Linked DNA regions of Homo sapiens: region 2 is linked to region 1. Evidence: chromatin contacts called from ENCODE Hi-C data. All regions are on one chromosome and are shown on one strand. The core of a region is the stretch at or near the end of the contact, and the rest is flanking DNA. Distances in the headings are between cores, read along the strand shown. Region 1 overlaps GSTO2 (glutathione S-transferase omega 2). Region 2 holds the start of LINC02620 (long intergenic non-protein coding RNA 2620).

Region 1 (3,516 bases), core at 373-2,872:
TTTAAAAGAAAAGGGGAAAAAAAGGTAGACACCAATTACTAAAAGTGGTTATCTCTAGGACACAAGATAATGGAAGATTTTCTATTCTTTTACATTATTGTATTTTTAACCCATATGTATTCTTTCCACATGTATTAATTAAGAAGCATATTTTTAAAGTTCTTCATGGAGCATTATTTAATTACCTCCTTCCCTCTTTTCTCCAGGCCACATCCTTCTAGTTTTATTCAAAGATTGATAACTCAGTTTTCTCTGTGGGTCAGACAAGTGACAAAGAAGCGAGATGGAGGAAGTGTAAGGATGTGCAGGTGACCAGGACCCTGGTAAACAGCAGGGAGCATGCCTGGCCAAGAGGCACTCAAATCCCAAACTGGGCTATAGGCCACCAGGCTGCAAACCTCCCCCATGAGTGCTTTTCTCCATTCTATAATTCCTGGTTCTTCAAGCTTTCTAAATTAGTGTGCGGAGCCCCAAAAGAGAACACCTTCATTTTGGTGAGCCAGAGGCATGCCATTTCCTGTTGCATCAGTGGTAACTTTGGTCTTATGACAAGCACTCACTAGCATGCAGGATTTGTACCGGCAAAAGGCTGATCAATCTCCTAAGTCCTATGAGAGGCCACAGGAGAAGATTCCCCTCTTCTTGGAGCAAAGATCCCAGGAAAACGGTGATTCACAGACCTCACTCAGCATTAACTAGGGTGCCATGGCAACAGGGCTCCACATCCGGAGCAGATGGTGCGGCAGACTGCCCCTGTCATGCGCTGCCTCTTCTGGAAGTTCTGGCCACCTCACCAAGCAGGCTTGTTTCTGTCCAGCTGGCACAGAGTAACACCTGGTAACTATTTACATGGGTCAAAATATACCCAGAGCCAGCAGATGGCAGGGCCAGACTGAGACGTGGGGAGAGAGGAGGGCTGATTTGGGCTGTCTCAGAGGCAGAGGTGGCAGACAGCTCCTTAGGGAGCACAGACAAGGCAAAACATCGCTCCTGTTGCTGCCTGGTGTCTCAGCACAGCTAGGAGGATGGGAAAGGATCCAGCATGAGCAAAGCTGAAATGATCACAGGCTGATCCTCAGACACTGAGATGAAACAGCATTGGACAAACTTGGTCCCCCTCCCATAGTGCAGGCAGTAGATGCTCCCAGCCCAAGGGACCTGTTGGCACCAGCCATCCTCAGCTCTTTGCTGTCTTCAGTGGGGTGGTACTGCCTGGCGAAGCTGGCAGAGGGGCCACATCAGAGACAAGCATCCCTACAACAGACAAGCAGCTCCAAAGCGCTAGGTTTAAAACCTCAACCAAGATAAGTGGAGAGATGGGGGCTCCCAGGGACAGAGCCAATGTCTTTTTCAACTTTATCCCCAGTGTGCCCCTGGGCTTGGTACACAACAGGCAACCAGAGGCATTTGTTGAGATGAATTGGAAGAGAGTGTGACGCAAATCCAACGGAATGACCTTTGCTTGTGGCTGGGTTTGGGGCGTGTGTATTTTTTTAAGGCAGGATGCCGGCTATAGAACATTTTGTGAGACATCCTGAGCCCTGACAGCACCAGTGAAATTCTGACGTAGTTAGTCCTGGGTGATAAACCGGTGTTTCATTTCCTGCTTTGGAATTCTTTCCAGTCACAAGACCCTCGGTGTCTCCAGGCCCATGGCCAAAGTTTGGAGAATTACACTCATACTCGCCCACGTGGACAGCGACATTCATTTGCCAAATGGAAGGTATTTAGGTTTGGAGTGTTTTCTTCTTCCTTCTCCCTCTTCTTAAGCTTTCACCAGGGAGGTCTTTGGAGGGTGCCATTCTGTAGTGACAAGCATCAGTCATAGGTTGACCCTGAACCTCAGCATCAGCATCTGCACCAATAATCTGGAGATCAAACTAGGCTGAAGGCCAAGGAGTTAGGAGGCACACAGGCTCCCAAAATGTGCTCTGACATTAGCACCAGGCACTTTCTAGAAAATAGTTAGAAGCTACAGGCTAGGCAGGCCAGGTGGCTCATGCCTGTAATCTCAACACTTTGGAGACCAAGTTGGGTGGATGGCTTGCGGCCAGGAGATGGAGACCAGCCTGAGCAACATAGTGAGACCCTGTCTCAACAACATTTTTTTAAAAATTAGCTGGGCGTGGTGACACATACCTGTAGTCCTAGCTTCTCAGGAGGCTGAGGCGGGAGAATCAACTGAGCCCAGGAGTTCAAGGCTGCAGTGAGCCGACTGTCCCACTGCACTCCAGCCTGAGTAACGAAGCAAGATCTTGCCTCAAAAAAAAAAAGGAAAAAAAAGCAGCAGTAGCAGCAGCTACAGGCTAGAGGAGTCAGACAAATGATTATCAGAAGAATACATTTCCTGTTTTCATTTTATTGGGAACTTCAAAGAAAAGAAAGAGAGACGGATTGGTTCCCAAGACAAGCCGTGACGTAGACTCCCAACAAGCTGGGGAATTCTGGACAGCGAAGGGGTGGACAGTGAGACTCAGCACAGCCCAAAGTCAAAGGCATTAGGGTTGTTCTGAAAATAGAGATTCAAGAAGCCCTGGAAAATGCTCTTATCCATGAGAAGAGCACAGACTGTGGGGTCCCACTTCATGGCTGATATCCAGAGCCGCAGGGCTGGCGTGTGGCTCACACAGCTGCAAGACAGGAAAGAAGCGTCAGCACAGTGCAGGGGTAGGCATCAGGAAAGGGGATGCACGTTGCTTTTTAGATTTGCAAGATATGAAGAATGAGTTTATTTGGGAAGTTATCTTAGTTATCTTATTATCAAGTGAGAATGATAACTTACTGGAGGAAAATCTTATTTTTGGAATAGTTGAATGTTTAGAAGTTGTTGCTTCTAATAATACAGTGAAATACTTTGGACTGATGGCTCTGGGAAAATAACATGTCTGTGCTTCATTTTTTTTGTTTTGTTTTTTAATATATATATATTCTAAAGCTTGAGAAACTTACATGTGCTTCACTGCTTGCCAACAAAAAGACAACCCTCTGAAACAAATATTCTTGGGTCATTCTCAGATTTTACTTTAGGAGATATAAAAAAATAAAGACAAATAATTTCTAAAACATTTTTTAAATGAATAAAACAAGGATGAAACCTTGAAGTCATGGAGCCGACAGGGCTCTTTCAAAGCTCAACCAGGATATTTAGTTCTGGGGTTTATAAAGCAATAAGCTGAAGATAATATGAATGGGTTGTCGGGAATCCAGGACTAGAAGTGAGGTTTCCTAACCTGTGACTCCATGCTCTGTCTTCAGAGGATACAGCCTTTTGTAAATTTTATGTTTGATATTGAGTTTTAAATATCCTGACAAAGAGAGCTGAAGTCGGAAGTGCAGGAGACAGTGGCTGGTTGGGCTCCAGCCCACGGGTTATGAAGGTGCAGACACAGTTCTGCTTCAGCAGGGCCGGATTTCCAAGTGCCAGAAATGTCCAGCACCCACCATGAGGGTGGCTTGGATTAGGGTGGACGTCCGCACACGTCCAGCTTCACTGAGCTTTGAAGTAACACAGCACTG
Region 2 (3,516 bases), core at 642-3,141, 180 kb before region 1:
GGGAAATTTTTTTTTTCTTTCTATTCATGTCTCCCTTAAAAATGAGATTCCATTCCTTCCATGCAAGGGCTGGGCCCAAATCAGCAAGAATTCCAGCTACATGGGCCAGGGGAGGGTCCTGGGAGTCCAACCAGGTCATTTCCTGGAGGAGCCTGAATCAGACATGACCCAAGAAGTCATACAAATCCAAGGTAAAGAAGGGAGCCAAAAAGAGCCCATGACAGTGCAAGACAAGCCACATTGGGCCCAGACCCCAGGTGGGACACTCAGGGCAGAACCAGGAAACAAGGTGTGAGGTCTGGCTCAGCTTGTGGCCCCCGAAGCAGGCTCTGAGATAAGGTTTGGGGGTCGGTGGTTCCTTTGGGAGGTGATCCTGCAAAGCAGCAGTAGGAGATGGGGAACTAAGACAAGGAAAGGAAGGAGGCAAATACAGGGTGTATGATAAGAAGTTCACCATTTGGGACAACTGAGACTCCATCACACTGGGGAACTGTGGGAGACCACGTAGAACATATTTCAGGGTTGTCCCACCAGAGGAGTCAGGGAGCTGGGGTAGTTACTCCTACCTCCTTCCCATTAATAGCTGAGGGATGCTCCACATGTGATAACTCCAGGCATTTCAGCCTGCCCCACCTGCTCAGGCGAAACTGGGTCCCCCTGCAGCCAGAGGAAGCCCACAGGCAGGCAGTCTTGGGTGCTTGCAGAAAAACCCCTCGTTGGCTGAGCCCAGGAACTGCTGAGGTCAGAACAGAGCAAACAGAAACTGGGAGGGAAAGAGTGTAAGAAAACGGTTAAAATCCTCAAGGTGACAAAGGGGACAGAAGGACTGTGAGCTCACCAGTGTACCTGGCCGATGACCACATGACACAGAGGAGGTGGGGCTGGGGTTTCCAGGGTCAGGGCTGGGCTAAGGAGGAAGCAGCTCCCATGGGCATACCATGTCCATGCCCCTCACGGACCTGCTCTGTGTTCCCTTCCCTGTCCTAGGGATGAGCTGGACAACCAACCTGGGCGTCAGACTCCAGGAAATGGCAGGGTCCTTAGTCCTCCTGTCACCTTCTAGCTTCTCTCTCTTCCCCCATTCTGCCCTGCCTGAAACCCCATGCACTTGCTCCCTAGGTGAGGGCAGCGTGACATTTCTAAGATGATATCTCCTCTCTCTCCAGCCCAGACCCACAGCCTGACCCTGTGACAAAGGCCCCAGAGCCATCACTCTGCAAATAACTGTGGCTGGGTGAGAGGTACCAAAGCCAACGTGATGATCTGAGACAGACACCTGTAATTTCACATTCAGAAAAACCCAGACCTTCAAACAGAAGTGCTATTTCAATTTTCTCACTCCCATTCTTCTTTAACCTCAGACTAAGAGGGGAATAAACCCTCTTTGATTTGTAGACTGAATTCTTTAAAGAGACAGCTTATTCTTTTTCAAATTTATTTTTTCCTTTTGCTTGGGGCAGACACCAGGGTCCCAAAATGGGAATTTGGTACCTTGGTTAGATGGCTCAAACTGCCAAAAGTTACTATAGGGAATACTGCACTACCAATCCATTTTTCCTGCTAATCCAAAAGTCAAATAAGTCCATGGAGGGCTTTTTTTTCCTCTAGAATTTCAGGCTCCCTGAGGGCTAATTTCTCGGAAAGCTGCATTAAACTAATAGCACCATAAAAGGCCCATTGTGAGATGTAATTGGTTTGCAGGACTTCCTATAAAAATAATAAAAAGACTGCCAGAGGCAGTTTCCAAAGGTCAATTATCTTTGTGTTGCTTGAGTTGAGTGGAGGTCAGTCCCAGAATTCCACTTTATAGGCATATTAATCAAAACTGGGCCTGCCCACCCATCTGACCCCATCAGCTGTGAGGGAAGTCACAGGTCCCACCCTTAAGCTGGTTGCCAAATGGTGTTTTGGGCTCTTCTTTTCCCAAGAAGAGACTAGCCCATTGTCACCAATGCAGAGCTGGAAGCTGAAATTGTTAAGGCAGAATGAAAGGGAGAAAAGCACGTCCTGAGCACCAAGAAGAAGATAACTCGGTGAGTCACGCAGGCCATGGGGCAGGCAGTGTGCTCAGAGACCAGGCTAGACAGGGCCCTATTCCCAAGGAGCTAGGGAAGTGGTTGAGCCAGAACTCTTGGTTATATTTGGCATAAACCAACTTAAACTAGATTAAGCGAAAGTGAAGTTTAGTTGGCTAACATAACTGGGAATCTTAAGGATGGATGGATCCAAGGGCTCAAACAATGCCAACTGTTCTCGTTCTCTCTCTCTCTCTCTCTCTCTCTCTCTCTCTCTCTCTCTCTCTCTCTCTCTCTCTCTCTCTCTCTCTCTCTCTCTCTCTCTCTCTCTCTCTCTCTCCCACCCCCCCCCCGCCCCCTCCCCTTCCCGCTTCCCGTCTATCTCTGCCCTGCTGGGCCTTTCTCTCAGGCACGCTCTCTGCCACGTGGCAGTCAAGCAGACATCAGGCTTCTTGCCTCTCTTCCCCATTGAGCTATCTCAGCATAAAGAGGGACTTTTTCTCCTACTGTTCATCAATTCCAGGAAAAAACTTGCTAGCCCTGTGTGGTTCACATGCCTACTCCAGACACTCCAGACCAATCATTGTATCCAAGGGGTTGTAATTATCTGATTTGCTGAGACTGGGTCACATGCCCACCCCTGCCCACCCACTCCTGGTTTTACAGGAACAGGGTTTTCTGCTTTCTCCTGCTCAAAATAAAATCTGAATAACAATTGCTCTTGCAAGGCCCTAAGTTCCTAAAATAATGAATTATTCTCAAGCCCTAGAATATGCAACTCTCAATAAGGATGCATGGAAAAGTATGGAAGGATGTGCCAAAATATTAACAATGCTTATGCCTAAATGCTAGGTGTGACTTTTTACCCTTACTATGTATCATGTTTTCTAATCTTTCTGCAATGAAAATTTATTGCTTGTATAATTTTTTTTTTTTTTTTTTTGAGACGGAGTCTCACTCTGTCACCTAGGCTGGAGTGCAGTGGCATGATCTCGGCTCACTGCAAGCTCCGCCTCCCAGGTTCACGCCATTCTCCTGCCTCAGCCTCCGGAGTAGCTGGGACTACAGGCGCCCGCCATCACACCCGGCTAATTTTTTGTATTTTTAGTAGAAACGGGGTTTCACCGTGTTAGCCAGGATGGTCTTGATCTCCTGACCTCGTGATCCGCCCGCCTCGGTCTCCCAAAGTGCTGGGATTACAGACATAAGCCACCGCGCCCGGCCTGCTTGTATAATTTTTAAAAGGAAAAAATAATCCTCGAAACTTATTGATCTAATTACTTTGATTCTATATGCACCAAGCAGCCCTTTGAGGACCTAAATTGGTTTCCAAAGTCAACTTTGCTACTGAAGAGAGATGGGCCAACCATCCAGAACACTCAGTGGCCATGTCTTTTAATAATGCTACTCAACCATGCTGAGTATCAAGTCTTGGATATATATATCTCCTGCTCGCAAAGTGCCAGCTCAACAGCCAGCCTCTTCTTGGCCCAATCTGATG

What was found. Hi-C counts contacts between places; a loop is a spot of excess contacts on that map. Pooled maps may share reads with other maps.
Region 2: a loop to region 1 is called in a map of GM12878, with 2.9 times the contacts of the local background. The contact joins the promoter of LINC02620 here to the enhancer-like site in region 1. A Hi-C loop is called at or near these places in 1 of 168 maps with a recorded cell type or tissue (GM12878), 1 of 37 single-sample maps with no recorded cell type and 4 of 50 pooled maps.

What each region holds. Positions count from the first base shown.
Region 1 is chr10:104,298,242-104,301,757 of GRCh38, reverse strand. It overlaps GSTO2 (glutathione S-transferase omega 2), which reads right to left. Exons shown (of 7, transcript NM_183239.2): 7 at 1-2,630. The coding sequence ends at 2,474. Among named protein-coding and RNA genes, the nearest start is that of ITPRIP-AS1, 23 kb to the left of the region's middle. RefSeq lists enhancers at 508-1,007, 1,008-1,509, 1,326-2,525. Within about 2 kb of position 1,622, at least 24 of the 41 ENCODE cell types and tissues checked have a DNase peak (open chromatin) inside an H3K27ac peak, as active enhancers do.
Region 2 is chr10:104,478,650-104,482,165 of GRCh38, reverse strand. LINC02620 (long intergenic non-protein coding RNA 2620) reads left to right here and starts at 1,891. Exons shown (of 3, transcript NR_120624.1): 1 at 1,891-2,033. RefSeq lists enhancers at 306-805, 806-1,307.